Linked DNA regions of Homo sapiens: region 2 is linked to region 1. Evidence: chromatin loops called from intact Hi-C (ENCODE). Cell type or tissue: heart left ventricle. All regions are shown on one strand. Each heading gives the region's core, and the rest is flanking DNA. Links, peaks and the distances in the headings are about the cores only. Region 1 holds the start of LOC124901018 (a long non-coding RNA gene). Region 2 overlaps SSBP2 (single stranded DNA binding protein 2).

Region 1 (8,713 bases), core at 407-8,406:
CACATCAAAAGCATGAGTATGCTATAGCAACAGGAGGGGGGATTTCTCCTAGCCTTCAATTTTTCTTTTTCTTATAAAATCAGGGTAAGCACTAAAAAGTAGAAATGAAATAAAAGGCTGAGAAAATCTTGTTCTTTCTCTTACTCTCTTAAGATACTTTTTGAGATAAATCCCTGGGCAAGGAAGTGCTAACATTTTACAGAAATTATGAAGCATCAAGACTCACAGGAAAAACCCTGTTCTTATCCCAGCACTCACTTTGAGAGGGCACTCCAGAGCCCAGGCAAAGCTAGCCTGGAAAATACTGAATTGATGACTTTGCCACGCCAAGGTTTCTCCCCGGTGGGGTATGTGCCAGGCGTCTCCTCTGTGCCTCCCTGTGCTGGGTCCTCGCGTGCTGCATACTCCCTGGACTCGGTCCCACCTCCACCAGCCTCCTAGGCAGGAGGAAATGCAGAATCTGCTCTACCCCAGGTTGCCGCTGACAACTGAAAACTGAGTCCAGGGAGACAGCGTCCTGGGCAGCCTGTTTTTGCTTTTTCCCAATCTGTTCAATTCAGTTTCCTGCCGACAGGAGCGTTCTCTTTTGCCAGCTTTAAATCACTGAGTGCCCTGGGCATAGGCCCGGCCTCTGGAGCTGTGCCCAGTGCTTGGCCCACTGCTTGGCTCACTGCCCAGGAGTTGTCAAGTGTCTGGACAGGGTATCTGTCCCTTCAGCTGCCTGTCCTCCAATCTTCTCCTTGGAACAGTGAGATGGGACACATCCATCCCTGTCATTTTTCCAAGCCTACCCAAAAGCTTCTTCATGCCCTTGTTATGGGAATGGCGCAGTATGGTTACAAGCATGGGCTAAATGGGGAGGGTTCTGGGACTTTTAAAGGCATTTAGGGATTCCTTCTGAGCCCTCCAGTGGTCATAAAATACTTTAAAGGGCTTCTGGGCCCTGGGCTGTGGGTTCTCCAGGAACCACAACCTGAAAGCAGCCTCTGCTTACAGGCCTCTTCTAGAACTTCTTCATCCTTAAGATCCTTTGACTAAAAATAGTTTTTTGGGGGTGGGGGCGGAAATAAACCTGGCTAATTTTATCTTTAAAGAGCTTTTAAGTGAGGCTGAACCTGTTAATCTGTGCTCTGCCAGAGGAGGCCTGATGGGGGCACACTACAGGATACAGACTAGAGGAGAAGAATCAGGCGTGTGGCATAAAGAAGGAACCACCAGCTAGGAGGAAGGATGGCAAGGCTGGAGAATCCTGGCAGGTCAGATTTCCCACACCAGGCTCCTAAACACAGAGATTTCCATCATATGTAAATCTCCAAAGTAGGATGCATTCAGAAAATTGTAGGAAAGTAAACATATTATTTTTCCACTAGGTAAGTGGCCATCGCACATGTTACATATCTGGAAATTTAAGTTAGAGCAGCTTGATCCTTTTCATATCTAATTCTTAGTAGTAGTTCCAAGCCAGGTTGGTATTGCTTATTAACAAAACCGAGGCTTCTTCCCGCACCCCCCACCGCCCACCATAAAAAGGCAGTTATCCCTATAACATAAATCTATATATTAAAAATTTTTGCTATGTTTCCAAAATCATAAGCAAGAGAACCAGGTTCTTTTCCTAATTCAAGATTCTTTATTTCCATATAAACAGAAAGAAATGTCTGATTAGGTTTTTAGAAAACAAGTTTAGCTTGCAGAATAAGCCATTAGAAAAAATCTCAATTTTACCTTTATATACAGCACATTTGGAAAGAAAAACAATTGTGGACCAAAGAAATCATGACATGCTAAAATGTAATTGCCGTGATGACTCTGATTACAGCCACAGTCAAAAGATATTCTAAACTTTTAAACCCACAGTTTAGTTAACTTTTTTTCATGTCTCCTCATTATAATAACAAGTCATAGAATAAATGGTCATTTAGAGCATTATTTATCTAATTCCCACATTTGCAATGAGCTGGAGATACTTTCCACATTCCACTTTTAAAAATTCACTAAAAATTCTTTGGGTCGCAGGAGTAAAATTAAACATCCTGCCATGGATAATGGTAAGTGAAATTGCAATCTGTGGTCCTGGGTGTAAAGATTAGCTTCACTCCAAAGCATTCCCAAATAGAATAACTTCAAATGCTAAACTTTTCTTTAATATTCCTTATGGACAAAGAGATTCTATAACAACTTGAGGAAAAAAACCTATTCTATGTTGTGTGAAAACGTTAAAGATATTTTTATCTATAAAACTACAATTATTATCAAGGGTTTACTAACCCATTTAGGATTTTAGAATCTTTCCTGTCTCATTTCAGCATACGGTACTTTTTGGCTAAATACATAAACTCATTATAATTTCAACACAGAATTTTTTACAGCAGCAGCAGTAGCACTCCCAAACATGTAAAAACATGTTACAGGTTATAAAACAGCAACAGATTTCAAGTGCAGTCAAAGTAATCTCAGATTAAAACTGGCAGCAAGTCCTAATAAGCACATTCACCCAAAAAATAGCATTAGAGATTGGACTGGTTATTAAAAACAAAGAAGGAAAATAGAAATAGGACATGAATGTAGCATAATACAAATACACACACACACACACAAACACAGCGAGACAGAGAGAGAGAATATAGTATGCATAGGTATTAAAATACATATATATTTTAGCAGACAGAAAATCCCAAACAGCCCTATAGGAAGCAGGTATCTCTCTCTCACAGAACTGCTTTCATTTTGACCCAAATTTGCTGGCTTACTTGAAATGATTTTACCTTTCTCATTACAAATTCATTTAAAGTAAAACTGTAGAATCTTGAAATTTAGAGCATCAAAAATTATTTATCTTAAGGGAATGAATTCTGCCATTATTTAATTTCATATACTATTTCTTTTCTTTTGTCATTTTTTGGTGTTAAATTTTGCAAATTTAGTCTAATGCCAACCAGTGATCTGCCTGGGAAACTTGCCTTAGCAGGCAGATGTCCAGATCAAAAAATAGCCTAGCCTATCTTTATGGAAGAAATATACACAAACATTCACACATCATACAAAACAAGGTTGAAATGGGTGGGGCCACTTGATTGACGTCCATTTGTCACTTTCATTGGAAAATTTCATGGGCAGCTTCCAATATGCTTAGACAAATTTAGATGAATGAAAGCGCTGACTAATGATGCTATTATCTATATACCAAATATAGAAGAAGGCCTGAAAACTCTGAGTTGCTCATGTGAACTACTAAAACGAGGGGGGAGGAGAACTTAGAAAAATGAGAAAGATATATGTTAAGACAGCAAATTAATGAAAAGAAATAGCATTCAGATATGTAAAATGATAAAAGATCTTAGTGTATTCAACAGGGCCAAGTCTTTAAGAATTGCAAAAAATGCATTATCTACCATCTTTTTAGCAATAAAATTATTTTAACCATCAATAACTAAGGGTTGTTATTTTAGGAGAATGAAGTCAATACATTTGTTTCCCTGAGGCAGGCAGGGGCAGTATTGTGCTATTCCTGAACTTCATTAATATTCATTAATTTTTAAAGCAGTTTGGTTAGCTTTGGCTATTATCTATGCAGATATTTTGCCTTTAAATAAAAATAATGACAAGAACTTCATTATTTAAAAATGTAATTAGCATGAAATTCAAAACCTATGTTTTCATTAGTGGACACTATTCACTGGAAAGTATATATTTTTCAGAAAGATCTGTTTTAATTGAATTTCTAGGATAAAATTCTAAAAGTCATGCTGACTAATATAACCTAAATGTAACTGAAATTAAACTGAAAATACTTTACAAATTTTTCAAATCAATCTCCACTTTAAAGAACACCATAGTTGACCCAATTAGTTCTGCAAATGAATTCAGTTGTTTGACATTCTTCAGCATTTCACAGTAGACTATTTTCACCCATCCAGCGCCTTAGATCTCTAAAGACCCCAATGCACATTTAGTGATATTTACCTTATGAAGTAACTAAATCCAGATGAGCATAGAGCTCACATCACTGTAAAAAGAAATTGTTTCCTCGTGCTTCCCACTCCCATTCCGGAACTAGAAACTGAAAACTCTGAAAATTATCCTTGTGCAAGTAGGGAATTTCAGACAGAAATGCAAAATAGTTTTATTTGTAAATAAGCCCAACCATAGGAAGCATACAATACCTTGTTCTGCGAAAGGCCTCCAGTCTTTGTAAATCAGGCTTTTTACACTATGACAGATGAACAACCAGGGCAAATAATTCATGCACATGGAGTTGGAAATGGAATTCTCCACATGTCCTTCATTCACCTGTCCACACTGAGGTCCAATATGTTGAGTAGTACTTTGTGGACTATAAGAAAATAAGTAAATAGAAATACCACCCGAAGAACAGGAGTCTGAATAAATAATTAAGGGAAATTTTTGAGGCATGGCCAAGGGGAAAATTTTACCGTAGTGAATAGCCAAACTTTTCAAAAAACACATTTCTCTCTGCCCTGCCACCATCCCCCCACCGTGTGTGTGTGTGTGTGTGTGTGTGTGTGTGTGTGTGTATGTGTGGGCGCGCGCGCATTTAAGGACTGCCTGCTCTATAACTGTATTTTAATGCATTTGATTTCTGTTTGTCCAAAGTACCTTCCAGTTTCAAGAAACGCCCCGGTTATATTTTCTTCAGATTTTGTTTTTTTGTTTAAGGTAAGCTGGCCCCTTAAGACTGATACAATTTTCCAGTTTAGGGCAGTTTGAAAAAGAGGAGAAAGCATCTTGCTTCTTGCTATTGAAGATACATGACTGTAGACCTAATTTTCCTAAAAACATACTCACTAACAGATGACCAACAAGAAGAGAAAATTCAGCTCTTCGCTTCCTAAATGGATGAAACCTGCCTCCCCACTCCCACAATATCATAGTGGGATAATGAGTAATATTAATCTCTTCAGAGATATTTACTCACTCCGACTTATTTTTGAAGAGTAGAGAAGAATGTGGCTGCACCCACAGGTGGACAGATACTGAACTCTCTCAGCCGCCCCATCTGCCTGGACACCACGTGGGGTATTACCGCAACCCCCTTTCTGTTCTCCCCTGTTTGAGTGCAGTACTAGTGGCTTTCCGAAGCAGATACAAAGTTATTATCAGTGTCTGAAGTTCCAGCCCCTCCACAAAAGCCTGTGGCCCCCAAGTAGCACCCCTTCATGAATGCCTGTGTCTCAACTCTGCAAGGCCGACCTTGTCCTCTCCATCATCTGAGCAGGATTGACCCTGTCCGGGTAAAACTATGGAATGGAAAGTGTTAATCAGAGTCCCCAGGCGCTGGTGGAGCACCTGGAGCGTCTCAGCAGGGGAGCAACTGGAAACCACAAACATCAAACTGTGTTGCTGCAACTTGAACTAAACGCCGAGACCTGGCTGAGGAAGTCAGTTAAGTTTAGACCAAATGGTCTTAATCAAGGATACCAGAAGAGACCTCTCAAAGACAGAAATGATGGTGCATCCCTGCCCTCCAATCCTATGGAATTTTTTTTAATGTTGCAATTTAAGTCTCAGAATACATTTTATGACCCCAATGCCCTTTATTCCGAAAGATGCCGTGAGATGTCTGCAGAAATGTCCTGCAGGAGTGTGGAGAGCACAGTGGGCGTCCCGGCCCTCCCAGCTTTGCCTCGCCATCACTTCCATATAACCTTTGTTGCGGGGTCGGGGGACCCAAAGCCACCTTCGCCCCTGTCCGTACATCCTCCAAACAAGCAGCAGCCAAGAGGCTGCAGGACCCACTCGCCGGCCCCCAGCCCCAGCCGCCTTCCCGCCCCCAGCTCTAGCTGCCCGCCTGCCGCCTCCGCTGCCCCTTCCTCACTCCCCACCCGGGGGGCCGTCTCCCTTATCTCCATCCGCCCACCCCCCCGCCCACCCCACAGGCACTCTCAGACCCCACCAGCACATTCCTAACAGCTCCAGCTTTCCAGGAAAGCAAAAAAAAAAAAAAAAAAAAAAAAAAAAAAGACCACAACATCACGGGCAGGTTTATTTGGGTTTGTTTGTTTGCTTGTTGGCTCGATTAAATACTCGTGGAAGGTGAACGTACCCCACACAGGAGAAGTTTGATGTTGACAAACTTCTGGTGGCAGCGAGACTGTGTCAGCACAACTTCCGGGATAATGAGAGCTGCTTTGCAGGGAGCGCGGCAGCCGCGGCGGGAGGCGGCCGCAGGACGGAACAGCAAATGCTATTCAGCCCGAGCAGTTTCAAGCCGCCCGAGCTGGGGAATTACTGTAGTCGAGCTACGGCTCCTACCACCGGCGCTGGATCTGGGCGCGCGTTAGGGGGGGAAGCTGCAGGCACAGGGCGCCGAGAGGGGAGCTTTCAAGTTACTTTGCTCCATCCCTGCACCCGGCAGAGGCTTGCAGGCTGCGTGGTAACTGCAAACATCTTGTTCCCTGCTTCTTTGGGCGGTCGCCCTGGAACCAACCAACTTTTCTCTCCCCCAAAACTCCCTCTTTGTTTCAAATAGGACTCTCCAAAATTTATTCTTGGGAAGACTGACAGCCGGGGTCAAGAAACAGCTGTTGAAGTTAATGTTTCTTCCTCCCACTTCGTCTGATGGTTGTGCCCTGCCAAGACAAAGTGAGAGGCACTGCCTGGTGGCTTCTTTAAACAGACATGCATTTAGCCAAAAAGGGTTGGGGTGGGGGTATATTTTCCTGCTTAACATACAATCTGATCAGAAATGCAACAGCATGTGCCTTTCAACTTGTGCTGATTACTTGCTGAAAAGATGCTGTAGCTTTTAGTTTTGAACACTTTGAGCATTGGGGGCGGGGATGGCGGGAGACTTAGTGGTTGACACTTTCCATGTTTTGGTAAAGGGGCTAAAATTTTAAACCTTCCTCCCTCTGATCCACCTCTGGCCCTCTAAGAAAGATAGAATGGCCTGGGGGAGGGAGAAAAGAGTTGCATTCCTTTGCAAGGTTTAAGTCACATTTCAAAATTCAAATCATTATGCAGAACAAGGGCTTGCCTAGAGCTAGGCAAACTGTTTTTATTTGGAGATGACCTAGGCCAAACCTTGGAGAGTGCTGGAGCTCCTGGTGGCTTTCTCCACACTAGGCCTGTGTCGTCTCTCCTTTCCCAATCCAACTCCTTTTCCCTTACTCAGAGGGCATATTCTAGGGGGAAGCTGCCCTGTTCTTTGTGCTGCCTTCTCCAGGTGAAGGCTGATGTTAACACTGCTCTTCCTCCCCTTAGCGTTTTAGAGCCCCTGTGAACTGCTGAGAGGCCCCTTGGGATTGTCCTCCAGAGTTTCCCTCTCCTAACTGAGCATCTCCCAGGCATCTAGCCCTCTGTCGTGGGGGTGGGTGGACGGGAACTCTATTCCTTCCACATCAGAGAGCTTAACCACTCTTCCAACCCACCCATTCTCCTTTGGGAGTGCCGGGCTCATTTGGCCTCTCTCAGATGAAATCATATGAAGACATAAAAGGCCTTCCCTCTCCACCACCAGGTTATCCTGTCACCACATCGCAATGCAGTGCCATCACAAAGTGATATTGCATCAGGCCCAAGGATATTTTAGGAAGCTCTCAAGCTGGGTCCAACAAGCCTTCCATGCAGGCATCAGGACCACACTGCCAAATTCAAGGCTGCAGAGCTGCTGGGCAGGTGTCAGTGATGTCCTCTCTAGTCTCAGCTATTCTCTTCTCTATTCTCTACTCCACCTCCCCCACCTGCATGCCTTCCACCAGGCAGGTCCACTTTCAGACTCCCCCAATACTCTCTTTGCCCAGCTCCCAGAGGCCACTACTTTTGCTTTTCCTCCTGTTTTCTTTGCAAAGTGTTCCAGCACACCTTCTGATGTATTTCCTGTTTTTCTGCCTATCATGGTCACTCACTGAAACCTTAATTAATATTTGCTCATATTAACTGTAAATCAACTAAATTACACTTGGAGCTGCAATGGCTGCAGCACACACAGTCTCCAATTTGGGTGTCTGCATGCCACAGGCCTCCCCAACTTGTTGGACTTGGGTGAACTTTTCTCATTCCCTCAGACTCTGGATCTCCCAGCTTGGTTGGCACAAGGGCAGCGGCCAAGAATCCAGGCACCACCCTCAGCAAGTGCCCCTTCTCTGAGTCCTGCTAATGCAATCCAGCAGCCAATTGACTTAAATTCCTTCCGCTTTATTGTTCTCCATCCTCAGAGAGGCCAATCTCAGCATCTAGCGGGGCTGTGAGGCAGACCTCCTCTGATCCTGGAGTTGTAATCCCCCACTGCTGGCTCCTGCAGTTTTATTACAGCCTCCTTTTTTTCTAAGATTGACAGATATAAACCTCCAGTGTGGAGGCCTGCAACAGCACCCTTAAAGGCTTCTTTGTGTAGAAATGTAACCTTAGGGCAAAGTCGGCCCAGCTCCAGGAAGGGCACATTATCCTGCTACAGGGAAGTACTGTGCTGAGACAGACCTGGAGATTTCTTCTAATGGCTGGGGACCTGGGAACCTCCCAGGGACAATACCTTCTTCCTCTAAGTAGAATATAGGCTTGTCTAATTTTACTGGGAGTGGGAATGGGGGTGGGGGACATTGAAGGGAAGGGGATGCTGGAAGAGACCTGTAATGACTGTTCAGGGAACTCCACATGCAATTGGAAGAAACAGATATCCTTTTTTTCAGGGAGCGGGTCTCTAAATGCAACCACTTATGAAGCCCCCATGAGTGGAAGCACTGTCCGAGTCAGA
Region 2 (8,000 bases), core at 1-8,000, 340 kb after region 1:
TTTTGAAAAGGTAGAATAATCCTGATGCTCAAGCTTGAAAAATATAATACATCAAAGGACATTCTAGACCCATCTCATTGAGAATAGAGATGTAAAACTCCTACATAAAATATTACCAAATATAATTCAGTAGCCTATTAAATGCATCATGCATGATGATCAAGCATGACTTATCTCAGAAATACAATGAAGATTTAAGAAAACTATCAATATGTGATTACTTATATCATGCTTCCCAAAAGAAACACTAAATAATACTACTCCAAAAATGAAAAGGCAAAAAGCATATTTTCTTATTCCTGATTTCTTTGAAAATTGTTTTTTATAGTACTAGGCAAAGGATGATTTTTTAGTATGATAAATAATATGTCCTCAACCAATAGCCAAAATATTTTACTGTGCTTTACACTAAAGTTGCCAACATAAGATACCTACTATCATTATTTTAAGTGTTTCTCATAAAGTACCTACAGATGGCTTATGTCTTAGTTCATTCTGTGCTGCTATAACAGAATATCCGAGACTGGGTAGTTTATAAAGAACATAAATTTATTTATTATAGTTCTGGAGGCAGGAAAGTCCAAGATTAAGGCACCAGCATCTGGGTCTGGTGAGGGCTTTCTTGCAGCATCCTCACATGGCAGAGGGAAAGCTACAAAAAACTCCTTCCATCAAGCAAGCCCTTTTATAAGGACGTGTAATACCATTCTCAAGGGAGGAACCCTCAAGACCTACTCACCTCCTAAAGGGCCCGCCTCTTAATACTATCACACTGGCAACACCTGAATTTTGGAGGGGACACATTCGTACCATAGCATCTTAAAAAGAGTACAGATGGCTAAATAAGGAAAATCTATAATCCCCTGCTCAGCCTCTTCCTACTCACCCTTCCCTTTAATCCCCTTTCCAGTTTCTAATAATCATAGCACTATTTTAATTTCTCTATTATTATCTTCATATACTTAAAATACTTTTCATACACATGAAATTATTTTTCCTATTTTACCAAATATAGACTGTCTTGATTCTTCACTGTATAATTAGGCAAACAGTTCTCTAGCATTCTTAGTAAATAAATTGTTATTCAGTGTGTAGAATCTTGATAAATGCTAATTGTGTTTAGTAATAAATTGCATCCTAATTTTATTTTTAAACAAATTTGTATTTAATGCCTGTTGCTTTGAAACTTTCATACAGAGTATATACAACTTTTTTTCCCTACCAGAGACCAACAGTGATAATAACTAAATTTAAAAATAAGAAGGTTTTTAACTTTTATTTCAAGTTTTTATTTAACAGGACAAAAATATAAAATAGGAGTATATTTCTCTGTTCTTGAAATTCAGAAAATATGGAATTAGAATAAAATATTTTTAAAAATCAGTCACATAATAGCATTTCAGAGAAATGGGGAAATGGGAAATGATGAAATAAATAACATAAACATATTGACTCATGCTTTCTTAGAGGGTAGAATGATATAAGTTCAAAAAGTTCCAGAGAAGATGACCACACAAACTGAACAAAATGTAAGTACATAGAACATGAAGAAAGATATCATGGTAACTCTATAAGTTCATTTTAATATTTCCTTGAGAAAACAAATAATTGTTCCATACTTTAATTGATTTGAGAACACCAAATTTAAAATATTGGATTTATAAAAAGTCAGTAAAATTATATTTGTATTTTGGGAAAATGAAAAAGAAATAAAAAAGTTGTCACTCTCCAAAAAAAAAAAAAAAAACTTGAAATTTAGGACAGATGGCTAAGTAAATGCTTCAAGAGCAGTTAGAAAATACATTATCTGGCAGTGCATGATAAAAGCATGCAAATTGATCTGTTAGAAGAAACAAAACAACTTTTAATGATAATATTGTTATATCTGCACTGAAGTCTTATATATTCAGTTTAGTTGGAGGAAATACTGTAAACCCATATTATTTGTATGTTTTTCTCTTTTAAGAGAGAGCTATAATGAAAACTCAACCCTAAATAGTCGTGGATATATTATATAATAAAGGATTTTCTATGCTACTCCAATGGGAATTCACATAAATTCAGTGAAACTAATGCTTTCTAGTAGTTCTTAACTGTAATTAAACTATTTGCTCTCCTTTTGTGATTTTTGTCACAACATCATAGAGTAATAATACATGCTTTATGGTTCAGGCCCAACAACAACTTTCTGTGGATCATGGATAAATTTGACTCATGAGTTTTGGAAGTTAGCTTGAGAGAAGTCTCAGAAATTTCAGCAACATATCCGAAGAAATGTGGTACTTCTCCCATCTAAATAAATTTCTAATTCCAAAAACTTCTTATTTACCTTACAGTTTCAAAGCTTGCATTATTTATTTGCTACTGTATATAAATTAGCAGGTTAGGCAGTTTGAGAAATATACTCTTTTACAATGCTGAGAGCACCATTTAGTGTACCTCTATAGCGTTTATTATCAGTATATGTTAATGATCAGCATAGGGTACCAAATGGTACCCTAAGCTGAGTCCGTGTAATACAGTAGAGAGGGAATAATCTTTTGCCAATAAATTGCAGCAGAGTGAATGGATAATTTAGCTAAAAAGTGTGGTCCACAAAGTGAAGTTTGGGCTGAAATGCTGTGGACTAGTGCTTTATACTGGGTGTACTGGATAATTACCAGCATTCAGCACACTTCACTTTGTGTCTTTAGGTCAAGGCTAGAAGTTACTATCACATCAGATAACTCATGCTGGATACAATGAATCATCTAGCTATAAAAATCTTTATTTTCAAGACACTTCTCTTGTTGTGCCTAAAGTATGAATATTAAGAAAGAGGAACTTCCACAAAATTATTGTGCCACTTTGAAGGAATAGGTACAAACTGTAAAAATGTGGTACATCTTGAAATGTAGGAAGGGAAATCAGTTAGTAGTCACTGTAACTGGATTCATTCATTTGTTTGATTTGTTGATTGCTTGACTATCCTATTTAAAATTACAATCCTTGCCTATTTTACTGGGAATTCTCTATTCCCCATCCTTTTTTCTTCTTAGATCATGGATAAATATATTTTGTTTGTTTTACTCATTGTCTTTCTTCCCTCAGTAGAATGCTGGCTTTATGAGGGCAAAGATTTTTTTTCCTATTACATTAACTACTATATTACAAAACTTAAAAATCCTTTACTATATGTAAGAAGAGAGAATAAATTCAGTATTCTTATTGAATTTATTAAATAAATTTAAAGCATAAGATGAAAATTCAGAAGCCATTTTAAAGGTTTAACTTGCTTAAATCTTCATCAAATGATTTATTTTGTTTTGCTTTTACGTAATAGCAAGAAAAAAAACCCAGGAAACATATATAATTAAGAACTTTGAAGAAAACCCTACCAACCTAGCATATGATATACCTTTAAACAATGTAGCCTGCTAAAAAAGAAAAAAAAAATAAGCAATTAGTCAAATATTTAACTGTGAATTTTACATGTTTCTTTACCAGCATCCTTACCTGTTGAATTTTAGTTCAGCTACAAATGAATACAAATGCCTATTCCTTTGAATAGAGAAAAAAACATATTTTATATACTTCTTAGGCAACTGGAATTGAGGGAGAAATTACATCTCTGAACTACACTAAAAAGTTTTAGTAATTCAGTAAATTCTGTTTTGTCACTTTGTACATATGCTCAGTGTTACAGTATACATTTGAAAGTACAGGTGAGTGTGATTTCCAAATTTGTCTTTTTTAATATGTCTTTTTGTTGTTATACAATTTTCTATTCTGCAGTTAATTAGAACAATAGTGATAGGCTATGTCTAGCTTTTCATACTAAGAGCAACTTCTACATGACAGTAATTTCAGCCATAAAGATATAGATCAAATCTTTCTTCCTAGATCTGGATGTAATCGTATTTATTTAAACTAAAAGAGGTTGTGTTTGATGATATTTTTTCTTCTTACTGTAACATTGTTGTATTAAAATTTTACGCAAGTTTAGTTAAAATGAAAAAAAGCAATTTGCTTCTCTTTTTTTAAAACATGAATGTTGCTATATAAAGCTCAATAGAGCAATAACTGACAAATGGTAGGTATTCCATTAATGTGCGCTAATTGAAATTGCATGGTTTTTCTTAGAATAATAGATCCATGTTTCATCTTAAAATCTAAGAAATACTATTTCTTCTTTTATATTCATATGCCTTATCAGAAATTTAAAATTTTGACATTCATAGGTAAGCAACATTTCAGATAATCACGTTTAAATCTAGACTTCCTCAGGAAATACTAAAATCATTGGCCTTAATTATTAACAACTGTCAGTACTATAAAATAAACATATTTAGTTTTTTTAAACAATTTATATACTGGGAAATGTGTGCTACAAACATACTGAGATTTTACATCTTATAATGGAATATTAATGCATGAATGAATACACTGAAATATAGGTGAAGATAGCGCAACAGATACACTAGATACAAGAGTTGCTTTGATTTCTCATCATAGCAGAACTGTTCAATTCAAACTGATCTATCTTCAGCATATTTCTGATCCCTTCTCGACTGTTTTTAGTATTTGTAATATGTCTAATCAGGTTGAGGGATGAAATCTATGATTGTAGAACAGTTGTATGTATAACTGCCCTATGTAAGTATTAAATCTATAATGTTGATTTTATTACAAAGAGTCCAACCCAAAGTTTTTCATACTCCTATTTTATGAAATACCAGGATTCCATGAAATAATTTGCAAGTGAAGTAGACTTTGAATTTTTCAATTTTTTTTTTCATAATTTGTATGAGACTATTCTCTCCAAATCTAATTTATTTCTCCTATTCAATCCCTTATTTACTTTTTTGTCCTCACCACCCTATATACTTTGGCTACCAGTTACAGTATATCAGAAAGTGAATAATATGAGTGTTGCCACCTATAGGCAGGAAATTTAATTATACTTGTTTATGACATAAAAGCATAATCTTAAAAAAAAAGGGAGAATTATTTTTGTCAACTCCTACAATCCACCCCACCATCTTCAAACTTTTTACCTATTTATTCACCTGTTTGTTTTTGATGTTGCCATTTCAGATGCCTGTGCCTTAAAATAAAGCATTTACTAAAGCTTTTATTATTTTGTCATAGTACTATTTGCATTTACTATATCATCAAAATATACCACATTATTTAAGTTCTTTGACTTCACAAAGTTTAAAGAGATTTGTTAAAACCAACTAATTTAACCAGTCATATACTAAACTGTTGTATCTCAGTTTACTTCTAGGATGGGGAAAATTACCAGTATTTGTTCCCAGGCATGAAAGAGCATCCCGTCCTGCAATCTATTATCATTAGTCTTTGGTTTTGTGCCTTCTCTGTAATGATATAGGTTTGTTTCTCCTTTATTCTTTGCAGAGTGCTGCAGCAGCTCCCAGTCCAGTGCTAGGAAACATTCCCCCAGGAGATGGCATGCCAGTAGGTCCTGTACCACCAGGGTTCTTTCAGGTACTCAGAGAAACTCTGACTAGGAATGTTAAAGCATAGGAACTCCTGTTTGATTTTATTAAAGATACGAAGGAAGATAAGGCTATTTTAATTTTTAAGGTAAATAATAATGTGTAGCCAACTCTTGATTATTCAGATGGGTTATCTATTATATCCCTTTCTTCTTATGTTTTATTTGTTATTAGATTATGTATTTATTTACTTAGTCATTTTGTTGCTCAATTAAGAAAGAAAAGGAATTGAGAAATACAAATTAGCCCATTAAATTAACTGTGGTAAATATTTTGTGGGAGAACAGACTAAATATGAGGTTCTGGAAAGAGATGGATATTAACTATACAAGCATAGACAAGATGATTAAGATTTGGCTGTAATTTCAAAATATAACTAAATTATAATTTATTAATTTATCAAGAATTACAGGCTATATCAAAATATGTTTGAGAATTATCTTTGGGGCTTTTAAGCTGGAATTTTTATTAATATTATATAACATTTTAAGATCAGATTTCAAATACATGTGAGTATTCTTAAATTTCAACAAGACCACTTATTTTAGCAATGATGATAACAATTTTACAATGACAATACAGTATTTAACTTTTTAAAATTTCACAGCATCCACTTCTTAAATCTGACAGTTTTCTAACTCAAACCAACATAAATTTCGAAATTCATTTTTAAATTAATTATAGTTAATTTTATAATACCGTTTAAGAAAATTAAGAACTTAGGAGCTAAGAACTAGAGTCGAAAGGCATTACAGGACCTAAGGTAATATGCTGTATTGTTAATGAATTACATTAGGTACTTATAAACTAATTTGTCACTTCCATTTTGTATTTTCAGAGTTCTTCATAATCATTTGTTAGCTAATTCAAATTCACACCATCATTGCAGGGTCATCAATGTACTTATAAATGTGAAAATAAAGAAATAAAATTATAAATAATTTTCCAAACCGTATCAGTTGAATAAAAGGTCTTAATTAAAGCAGAGATCCAACTCTAGTCCTTTAGGACATGCTTATTTGTTCAGCTACTCTGTATTAATACCCAAGTAGTCTAGAAAAGTCTTCTTAGAGTCACATTCTGTCGTGGGGGCCCTATCTTATAATCTAGGAATAGACTGTAACTCTTGATTATTAATTAAACCACCAGCATTTAAGATATTGAAAATAAAAGCTTACACTTAACAACTGCTAACTACATGCCATGCTTCATTCTAAATGCTTTACATATATAAACTCTAATCCTCACAATATCCCTAGATGTAAAATATGTATTATTATCATTCCCACTGTACAGATAGAGAAACCAAGGCATTGGTAGCTAAGTGATTTGCACAAAGTCAGAAAGTTACAGGGCTTGAATTCAAATCAAAGTAGTCTGGACTTCTGCCACTGAATTTATCTTTTAAGCCTCGTAGTTGATTGTTATTCATGAAATATTTCCAGTTCATTTTATTTTTTCCTCATTCCCTTCTTTCTCTTACCAAAGATGGGTAGGAGTTAACAGAGTAAATCAGAAAAATATATATTTGAGAGTTACTGAAAGTCTCTAAGAGGCACTTTTAAAAGAGGGAGCAGTTTGGGGAGGAAGCCAGATTCTTTCATTCTAGGGTTAAGCCAAGATGTATAAATCCATACATTTTTCATTTCCACATTTTGTAGAATGAACTGTTCTCCGTTTGCCTATCTTTTATCTCAAAGTCTCGGTAAGAGTAATTGAAACCGTTAGCTTTTAGTTTTTCCAATGTGATAAATATTTGAGTACTACTATATGCCAGGCACTGTAGTAGGCATCTAAAAACTAGCAGGTGTAGTGTGTACCTTCCTGAAGCTTATTGTATAGCCCGTGAGGCATTATTAAAAATAAATAACTATAATACAGTGAAATATGTGTTGTAACAGAGTAAAGTTTAAAGTTCTGTGATGACCTGGATGAGAGAGCCATTAAATCTGCCTGAGTTGGAGATAAGAGTAGATTGGAAAACATTGTCCACCAAAATAAGCAGAGGAATTACATTTCAGAAAGTCAGAATAGTATAAACAAAAGCGTGACTGCATCAAAATGATCTGTGCAGAGGTGTTCAGAGTAATACATACAGAAGGTAGTGGGGAGGGTAGGCAGGAGTTCCAAGACATAAAATTGAAAAGATATGCTATAGCATGGCACATGTTAAGAACCTGAGTATTCAGTAGGAGCCATCAGAGATCTTTAGGAAGGGCAATGACCTGAATTCATACTAAACGGTGGATTCAGGCTCTGGTAGGCACCTGTGAGAGAGTTGTATACAAAATCCCTGCCCTCGAGAAGCCCTACAATGTGATGAATGAGAGAAGAGGCCATTACAGCATAGAAAGAAAATGGCTGTAGTGTGCTCTTAGAGCAAATCAGAAGGCCACCAAACCGAATCTTGGGAGGTGCATAGTTAGGAAAGTATTGTCAAAATAGTAAATGAAATCCAATTTCGCATTTAAGGATGAGTTATGACTTAGGCAAAGGAAG

Evidence for each region. Hi-C counts contacts between places; a loop is a spot of excess contacts. Peaks named below come from ENCODE experiments on the same cell type or tissue, not always from the same donor. Only the 100,000 strongest peaks of a DNase experiment are listed, where the experiment ranks them.
Region 2: a loop joins it to region 1, with 8 times the contacts of the local background. A loop is called at or near these places in 82 of 110 quality-filtered maps.

Annotation. Positions count from the first base shown.
Region 1 is chr5:81,849,481-81,858,193 of GRCh38, reverse strand. It overlaps LOC124901018 (a long non-coding RNA gene), which reads right to left and starts at 4,996. Exons shown (of 6, transcript XR_007058843.1): 1 at 4,937-4,996; 2 at 4,164-4,333. RefSeq lists enhancers at 1,062-1,111, 5,453-6,303 and a silencer at 6,169-6,228. In heart left ventricle, for the core only: CTCF peaks have their summits at 551, 919 (motif pointing left), 1,136 and 3,482; DNase peaks (open chromatin) are centred at 643, 5,723 and 6,213; H3K4me3 peaks cover 2,227 bases; H3K27ac peaks cover 6,859 bases.
Region 2 is chr5:81,511,118-81,519,117 of GRCh38, reverse strand. It overlaps SSBP2 (single stranded DNA binding protein 2), which reads left to right. Exons shown (of 17, transcript NM_001256732.3): 5 at 5,401-5,490. Among named protein-coding and RNA genes, the nearest start is that of ACOT12, 120 kb to the right of the region's middle. In heart left ventricle, for the core only: a CTCF peak has its summit at 4,923 (motif pointing left); no DNase peak of the experiment used is centred there.